2 separate regions of the Homo sapiens genome follow, and region 1 is linked to region 2. Evidence: read pairs that join two places in POLR2A ChIA-PET (ENCODE). Cell type or tissue: PC-9. All regions are shown on one strand. Region 1 overlaps TSNAX-DISC1 (TSNAX-DISC1 readthrough (NMD candidate)). Region 2 overlaps EGLN1 (egl-9 family hypoxia inducible factor 1).

What was found. Peaks named below come from ENCODE experiments on the same cell type or tissue, not always from the same donor. Only the 100,000 strongest peaks of a DNase experiment are listed, where the experiment ranks them.
Region 1: POLR2A ChIA-PET joins it to region 2 with 9 read pairs; 2 of 35 experiments call an interaction of 5 or more read pairs at or near these places.

Annotation. Positions count from the first base shown.
Region 1 is chr1:231,598,607-231,602,606 of GRCh38, forward strand. The region is part of intron 4 of TSNAX-DISC1 (TSNAX-DISC1 readthrough (NMD candidate)); the gene reads left to right. All of the region lies in intron 1 of LINC00582 (long intergenic non-protein coding RNA 582), which reads right to left. Among named protein-coding and RNA genes, the nearest start is that of LINC00582, 11 kb to the right of the region's middle. In PC-9, no CTCF peak of the experiment used is centred here; no DNase peak of the experiment used is centred here.
Region 2 is chr1:231,405,945-231,409,944 of GRCh38, forward strand. All of the region lies in intron 1 of EGLN1 (egl-9 family hypoxia inducible factor 1), which reads right to left. Among named protein-coding and RNA genes, the nearest start is that of EGLN1, 14 kb to the right of the region's middle. In PC-9, no CTCF peak of the experiment used is centred here; a DNase peak (open chromatin) is centred at 2,067; H3K4me3 peaks cover 825 bases; H3K27ac peaks cover 2,402 bases.

The sequences.
Region 1 (4,000 bases), 190 kb after region 2:
TCCTTCTCTCTCAGAATGCTTTGTTGCACTGTACCAAGGGTAAACTAAAAACCATGGACAGTGAAACTGCAGATAAGCGGGGACTGTTGTATTTGGAAATGAAGCTGTCATTCATTTCCTTCCTGCCCACCAAAAACCCACTGTATTAGGCCATTCTTGCATTGCAATAAAGAAATACCTGAGACTGGGTAATTTATGAAGAAAAGAGGTTTAATTGGCTTGCGGCTCTACAGGCTGCACAGGAAGCATGGCACCAGCACCTGCTTGGCGTCTAGGGAGTCCTCAGGAAGCTTTCAATCATGGCAGAAGGCGAAGGGGAGCAGGTACATCACACGGTGAAAGCAGGAGCAAGTTGGGGTAGGGAGGTGCCACACAATTTTAAGCAACCAGATCACGTGTGAACTGAGTGAGAGCTCACTTATCACCAAGGTGATGGCCCAAGCCATTCATGAGGGATCTGCCCCCGTGATCCAAATACCCCTAGCAGGCCCCACCTCCAACATTGGGGATTACTGTTTCAACCTGAGATTTGGGTGGGGACAAATATCCAAACTATCTCACCAACCAACCCCTAACTGTGATCACTGCAAATAAACCCCAGTAACAGAAAAAGCAGTCCAATGAAAGATATAACAATTTTTCTATTTCTTCTGAGTTTAGAAAAATGAGCTAGAAATTTGGTGTGTGGGAAAGTTCGTCTAAAGTCTTGTATATGCTCAAGAATGCCTTGTCTGTGAGTGTGCTCTATAACATTTCGAGAAACTACAGAAGGAAATTATAACGCCTTTTCCCATGAAAACTGTTAGGAAAATGGGGCCAGGAGCAGTGGCTCATGCCTGTAATCCCAGCACTTCGGGAGGCCGAGGCGGGCAGATCACGAGGTCAGGAGATGGAGACCATCCTGGCTAACACGGTGAAACCCCGTCTCTACTAAAAATACAAAAAATTAGCCGGGCGTGGTGGCGGGCGCCTGTAGTCCCAGCTACTCGGGAGGCTGAGACAGGAGAATGGTGTGAACCCAGCAGCGGGTGCTTGTAGTGAGCCGAGATCGCGCCACTGCACTCCAGCCTGGGCGACAGAGCGAGACTCCGTCTCAAAAAAAAAAAAAAAAAAAAAAGGAAAATGGATGCCAGTTGACAGGATCAAATTTCGTATTTGTATACTTGGTAGATTTGGAACTCTAAAGTAGATCCTATGAGGAGACAGATAATTGAACAACAACAACCAAAAAGTAAAAAAAACTCTGTGTCCTAGATGACTCCATGAAATGTAAGTCAAGCACTATGGTATACCATATTTACCCTAACAGAGAAACACTCAGAAACCTAGCCGGTTTTTTGAGGGAAGAACTATTTGTATAGAAACCTGGAGGTACAAACCATTTAGTAGGAGAATTGTCCTATTGTGCCTTCAGCCACATCTCATTTAAAATCGTAAGTAAAGAAAGTTCTAGAGCCTGTAGTAAAAATATTTATTCAAATGTAAATTCATTTATTCAAATGCATTTTATCTACCCTTTCCTTCCATCCGGCACCTTCTCAAGGACCTCTCTAGTATAGTATTTTGGGATCTTGAATCAGCTGCTGACCATGGCTCTTAGTTGCATAGAGACCTCTTGTTGTAAACGCATTTGCTTGTCGTGGAGCTTAACATTTATTATTTAGTAAGCAAAGATAGACATGGGTTCAGGATCCTGCAGAAATTAAACAGAGGTCCTTGAAAAACTTGAATGTGTCCTGCTTATCTTTTCATTTCTCCTTTTCCTGGGTTTTCACTGATATCCGTATGGGAAAAATATAGCTATATTTTCCTCTTGTATTCTCCAAGCAAGTACTGAGTAGCCCAGATTCACCATTTGACAGGAAACAGTGTCATCACCGTAGGCAGATCTAATACCGATGGAAAAGAGCTGATGTAATTTAAATGCTCTCTGTGATTTCTGGAAGTCTTTACAGAATTGTTTTGTATTGTAAGAGCCGCCAAAGGCAGCTGTACTAAGCAACATTTAACAGAGTAGTAAAATGCATTTCAGACCAGGAGGAATTCAGCCATGCTAGCACATGGCACCTTCCACGCTGAAAGGCAAATCACAATCAGAATAAGGCCCACGAAGTTTATTTCACCTACTGTGTTTGCAACTTTGCCAAACCGCAACTTTAACAGTGACATAGACATATAAATATATAATGTACATGAACAAATGACCAGTAAACTTTGACATCTGGTTTTTATCTTAAGTCTGTTTCTTTGTCTTGTCACTGTGGAAAAAAACCCGGAAAAGTCTTGAAAGCTAATTAGCTCCAAATTTATTTTAGGAATGAAGGGCCAAAGAGTTTTGATGACAAATTTTTCTTTGTTGCAGCTGCCAAGCTGGTCTCTGACCCCTCAATTTAATGGAAGTGATTATTTATTTGCACATACGTCCTTTGTTTTTTTCAATACAGAACTCTCTTTCCTGGAAATAGGCACCTAGCTTCTAATTCCCATTTGCAAAGAATTTGCTGTCTTAAACAAGCTTTAAAATACTGTACTAAACATCTCTTTCAATATATTCCTTTATTAAACTGATTTCTAGGCTTTATCAGAGGGAATGTATAATAATAATATGTATTGTTTTTTGAGTTTACATTTTCCTTCAAATTAAAAAATTTTTTTCTTATAAGACTAATTTCCCACCCAGTTTACATATTCTTAGTGGGTGTGCATGCAAACACACACGTATGTACACATATACACACACAGTTTATACATTCTTGTCTTTTTCATTATATTTATGAATATGTTATTTTGGTATAGGTGTAAATGAAAAGTTATTAATTTCAGGTTATTGATTGTCTATTATTTTGAAAGACCAAAGTTTGACTTAATTCCACTTATCATAATCACAAAACTTCTGGTGGGCTATCTCATCCTTTTAAAGCAGTTAAATAGCTTTTATATAAATATGAATATATAATATGTACACAAATGTATGTACCCATACATATTTGAGAAATATATATAATACATATGGCATATATATGAAAGCACCACTGAATCAGACACATTATATACATTTCTCTTGATTTTAGAGCAAAAAGCGTTTAGGGGGAAATGTATAGGCTGAAGTTAAAGATTTGGGAACTCAGTGGTCATAAAGTTGCTGGTCTAATGATGTCAATGTCAGTCCTCCAGCCTAATGGGAAAGGTATGGAGAACCCCTTAGCTTTCTTCTCAACAGAACTTGTCTCCTTTTCCTCCTCTGCACACTGTGAGACTTTGTAGGACTTAGAAGGCTATGTCTGTGAATCAGCCAGGAAATAGATCTCTCTGCTGGGCTTAATCAACCTCTGCTGCCCTTAGGTCTTCGCAGAGGTCCTGGGATTGCAGGTTCTGGACCTAGCCCAAGGAAGCTCAGTTTTTCCTTGCCAAAATCTACGCAAATAACATCCAGAAGTGGATCACTTTTTCTTTTTTTTAAGAGCATGAATTTAAGTGTCACTCATTCTCCCATGTAAACATTGGCATAAATAGCTGATTTTATCCTTGGGATGGCATAGTCTATCCCACGACTGCCAAAAGAACCTGGACCCTGCCATGGTAAATAAACCCCTCATCTTGCCCAAGAAGAAGGACATTTATATGGTTATAAATACCTACATTTTATTACAGGCTTAAAATTTGATACAAAATGTAAACATTGTGTTTGGCATAGTTGGGAGTAAATTTACATTGCTAATGGTTGCAAAACAAAAATAAGCTTTAGTTAGCAAAGAAAACTTTAATAATTCTATTGAAAATAAATTTTACTGCTATGGCAACTGTAGAACAAAGATAATAAACAAAAGATAACCATGGCGTGAAACCATATCACATTTGTGGGCCATGGGCTGGGAGATTGAATCCTTAGTACTTCTTATGAAAACACAGTGCTTCAGTCAATTTCTGGATCTTACTATCGGCATACTGTTATGAAGACACATTATTCTGCTTAGTCTGCTTGCCTTTTAGTGAACTTAGT
Region 2 (4,000 bases):
TCTAGTTTCATTTTAGTTAGTAAGCACCCCCCACCCCCCACCCCCACCCAATTCCCCAGCCGCGGAGCACTACTATTACTAAGGCTTTTTTTTTTTTTTTTTTTAATTCAGGTAGGCTGAGGCAGGAGAATGGCATGAACCCGGGAGGCGGAACTTGCAGTGAGCCAAGATTGCACCACTGCAGTCCAGCCTGGGCGACAGAGCCAGAGAGACTCCGTCTCAAAAAAAAAAAAAATTTCAGGTTAATACTACTGAAATGCCAGTTACAAGGAAAAACAAAAATGCAAAACAAACGAGAACAGAGGCAGTGGGAGCAGGGGACAGGACAGGGTTAAAAGGACAAGAGGAAAAAGAGAATCATAAGCCAGTGTTAATTATTAGTGATAAAGACTCTCAGTCTTTTATGGTACAACTGCACATCTAGAATTCTAAAGCAAGAATTAACCTAGCAAATGTGTCTGGAGAGGTATGCCCTCCAGAGAAGACATTATCACTATATGGTAGTTTCCATCCTGGTATATACCGGTTAACTTTGTTTTGTTCTATAGCCAGACTGTATAAGGCATATATCTTCCAGAAGTCCATAGGATATACATACCATTATTTATGGGGGAAAAGAAACTCAAACCATAGTTCTAAAGGCAGGGAGGGAGCAAGAACTGAACACACACAGAAACCTTATTCTACCATAACGTGATATGAAATGCTTAAAAATGTTTAGTTTTGGTATGGTTTTTTGGAACTCTAACGGGGTTTTTAACATAGGGTCTATGGAGGGGCTTTATTACAAGCAGAACATTGTGTGTACTATGTTCATTTTGAGTGTGAGAAAGTGCACCGCTCCCACTAGATTCTGAAAGGGGTCCAGCAGCAAAACAAAGTTGTGAGACGCTAGCTTATATGACCGCCTTGGAAAAAACTTCTAAGCTATCGGAAAAGGGTGTTATTTTATTATCACACATGACCTTTAGCCCAAAATTTCTTTATTCAAGACATTTTATTCCAAAATACTTTGGGTTGTAACCACCCAAAACTACAACCACTCTTTGCACATAAATCATCTGTGGTAAATATTTCTTAGGCTACTTTCCTTACCAACTCTGTAATCAGAGAATAAAAATACATTTTAAGCATCAAAACTAAGCAAAACTGGCAGGTCAAACTGCCATTTTTGTTTTAAGGATAAAAATGTTTGAATGTGTGAGAAAACCAGATTCAAATGACCTTTACACTGCCAGATTTCTATTTATCTACACTCCACCATGGCCCTCTTTTAATCTAGTTAAAGCAACTGCTTCTCCCACGTTGATTAAATCCTTGAATCTAGAAATGTGGTTAAGGCCAAAAGGTTTTCTCATCATAAAAGAAATATTTCTCAACTTAATTAACTCATGCCCTCTTTTGTTAAATACAACTCTTAAACCTCCTTCCACGTAATTGACATTTTGAGTAAATTACAGTTCGAAAACCAAATCAAATCCATGATAATTTTAGAAGCTTAAAATTTTGCTCTTGAAAATTTTACTCTGCACATCAACGTGGTATCAATGTTGAACTTTGCATCTGCTTTCTAGCTACAAGCTTTTTTCTTCTAGGTCTTATAAAAAGGGTATATAAAGAAGTCACTTTCAACATTATGTCTATTATGCTGTTTTGTTTTGAAGGATTCACACACCATTGGTAGGGGTGAGGGACATAAGATATGCAGGCCCTCTCCATTAGATTCATGGATGTGTAAAGTTCTATTGCAGTTCATAACCTCATCAACTGACTTTTGGCCTAAGCAACGTCATAAAACTTCATTTCACCTTTAGAGCAAACCTTTCTCCTAGTACCTGGAGTTAAAAATAGTGCAAGCCATGCTGACCTGGGCTATTTTTATCTGGAAAATAGGGACTAGAAACAGTATAGCAAGCAAAGAAAGGCGAGTTTACCACAACAGGATTAAAACTCTCACACACTTTTTAAAAAGTCCCACTACAGTTTTAGAAATCGGATGGAAAGGTGGTAAAGCAGAGGTGAGGTACAGGGCAGAGGATCAGCTGAGGGCAGTTCACTGAGTGTTAGCAAGATATGACTAATACTGTACGTAACAAGCAATAATAAAAGTCCTCTGCCGAAGACAGAATAGTATAAAACCTTTCCTTCCCCTGCCCTTACAGATTTCTAGAGAAGATAATTTGGGAATAAAAGGTATAAAAGGTTTTTGAGAAAAGAGAGATCAAAGGACATTCAGAGTTCGGGAGGATATCTGGGAAGCAGACTTAGCTTAGATCCTAAAGGGTGTAGAAGATCTGCATTGCTGGGGAGGAGTGTGGGAGTGGTAAACCAGTCAAAGAATTCACAGATGTGCTGGGAGGAGGAGAAGGGGAGCAGAAGCAGGAAAACAGTCTGGCTGAAACACTGGTTGTATTTCAAAGAGCAGTAGCAAATCAGGGTGGATAAATGGTGTGGGCCTAAGCAGCTGGTGAGCATTAAATGTGTAAGAATCAAATTGTATCCTTAGCAAACCTCTGAAGATTTCTGAGTAAGATTTTTATGAGTGTTGGTAAATTTATATAGGATGCATATGGGTAGTACATGGAGAAAAATGAATTAAGGGGAAAAAAAGTGTGTAACAATCCAGATAGAAAGTGATTTTTAAAATTCTAATTAGAGCGGTGCAGTGGGAATTCAAATATAATACTTACTGAGTCCTCGACGCAAGATGCTGAGTACACCAATGTTGGAAATACAAGGGTTCTCGCCTCAAGTGGCTCACTATAGTAGAGGAAATGGGAATGGAAACCAGCCACAGTGAAGTATGCTATCACGGTGATGGGAAGTGCCAGAGGAACAGACAGGACAAAGTTGTAGCTCTGCTTAGAGAAATGAGGGCAAGAAGCAAGTTAGAGGACCTTCTCACCACTTTCCAAACGAAAGAAATGAGGAAATGCACAGCACTAGAAAATGAAGGTAGGTTCAGGGACCTGCAAACAGGTTCCTGTGGCTGGAACAGAAAGTATATGGTAGTGAAATGTTCTTTATAAAAAAGTAGCAATGGACAGAATGAACTAGAAAGATACAAAAAGAAAAAAAACAAACAAACAGGCTTTTGTAATAATCCAGGACAGCAATGAAGAGTGTAAATGGGAATGAGGAACAAGAGACTAATAGGAAATTAGTTTTAAATAAGCAAAATTTTCAAACTGATAAAGGAAAGTATGTTCTTCTAAAACATCATGCTGTTTCCAGACTTGGAGACTTTCAATAGACTTAACTCCAACTTAACCTTTAGAAGTCTTAGCCTAATTTCTTAAAAAAAAAAAAAAACAAAAAAAAACCTCTCCTGGCCTGCAGACCAAGTTAGGTCTCCTCTTGTGTGATCCCAATAGGATCCTGTACTTCCATCTCATAAACATAGCACTGGGAATTACAGGTTCAACATTGTATTTCCCTCACACAGTTAAGACTCCAGAAAGGCAGAGAGAATTACTTTGACCTGGGCACTGTGGTACCTTCAGTGCCTAACACAGATCAGACACTCAGTAAATAGCTGTTGAATAACTAAATGAAGTTCACAGGATCAATTTTAAATCTGTTCCTCCATCTCCCCCATCAGACAGGCTTACCAATCCTCATTCCTTCCAACAAGAGGAAACTTCAGTCTTAATCACATTGAGTTTGCAATACTTCCAGAAAATTCAGGTAGAAATGTCTGTCAGTCCTCTACAGATGCCAAAGTAAGAGACAGACGAAGGAATCTTTAACAAATCCTAATAGCTGAAGTCATGATTGTTGTTATTACTATTATTTGTTACAGTTACAGCTAATACTAATTGAGCACTGATTATCTGTTGAGTATTTCTTTATTTTCTCACCTGTCCTCAAATAGACCTATTGGATTAAGTACTGTTATTAACTCCTATCATACTGATGAGGAAATTAATGCTTTAGGTTAGAAAATGTGTCTAAAATCAGAGAGCAATTAAGTAGCAGAAGAGCTTCAACACAGGCAAAC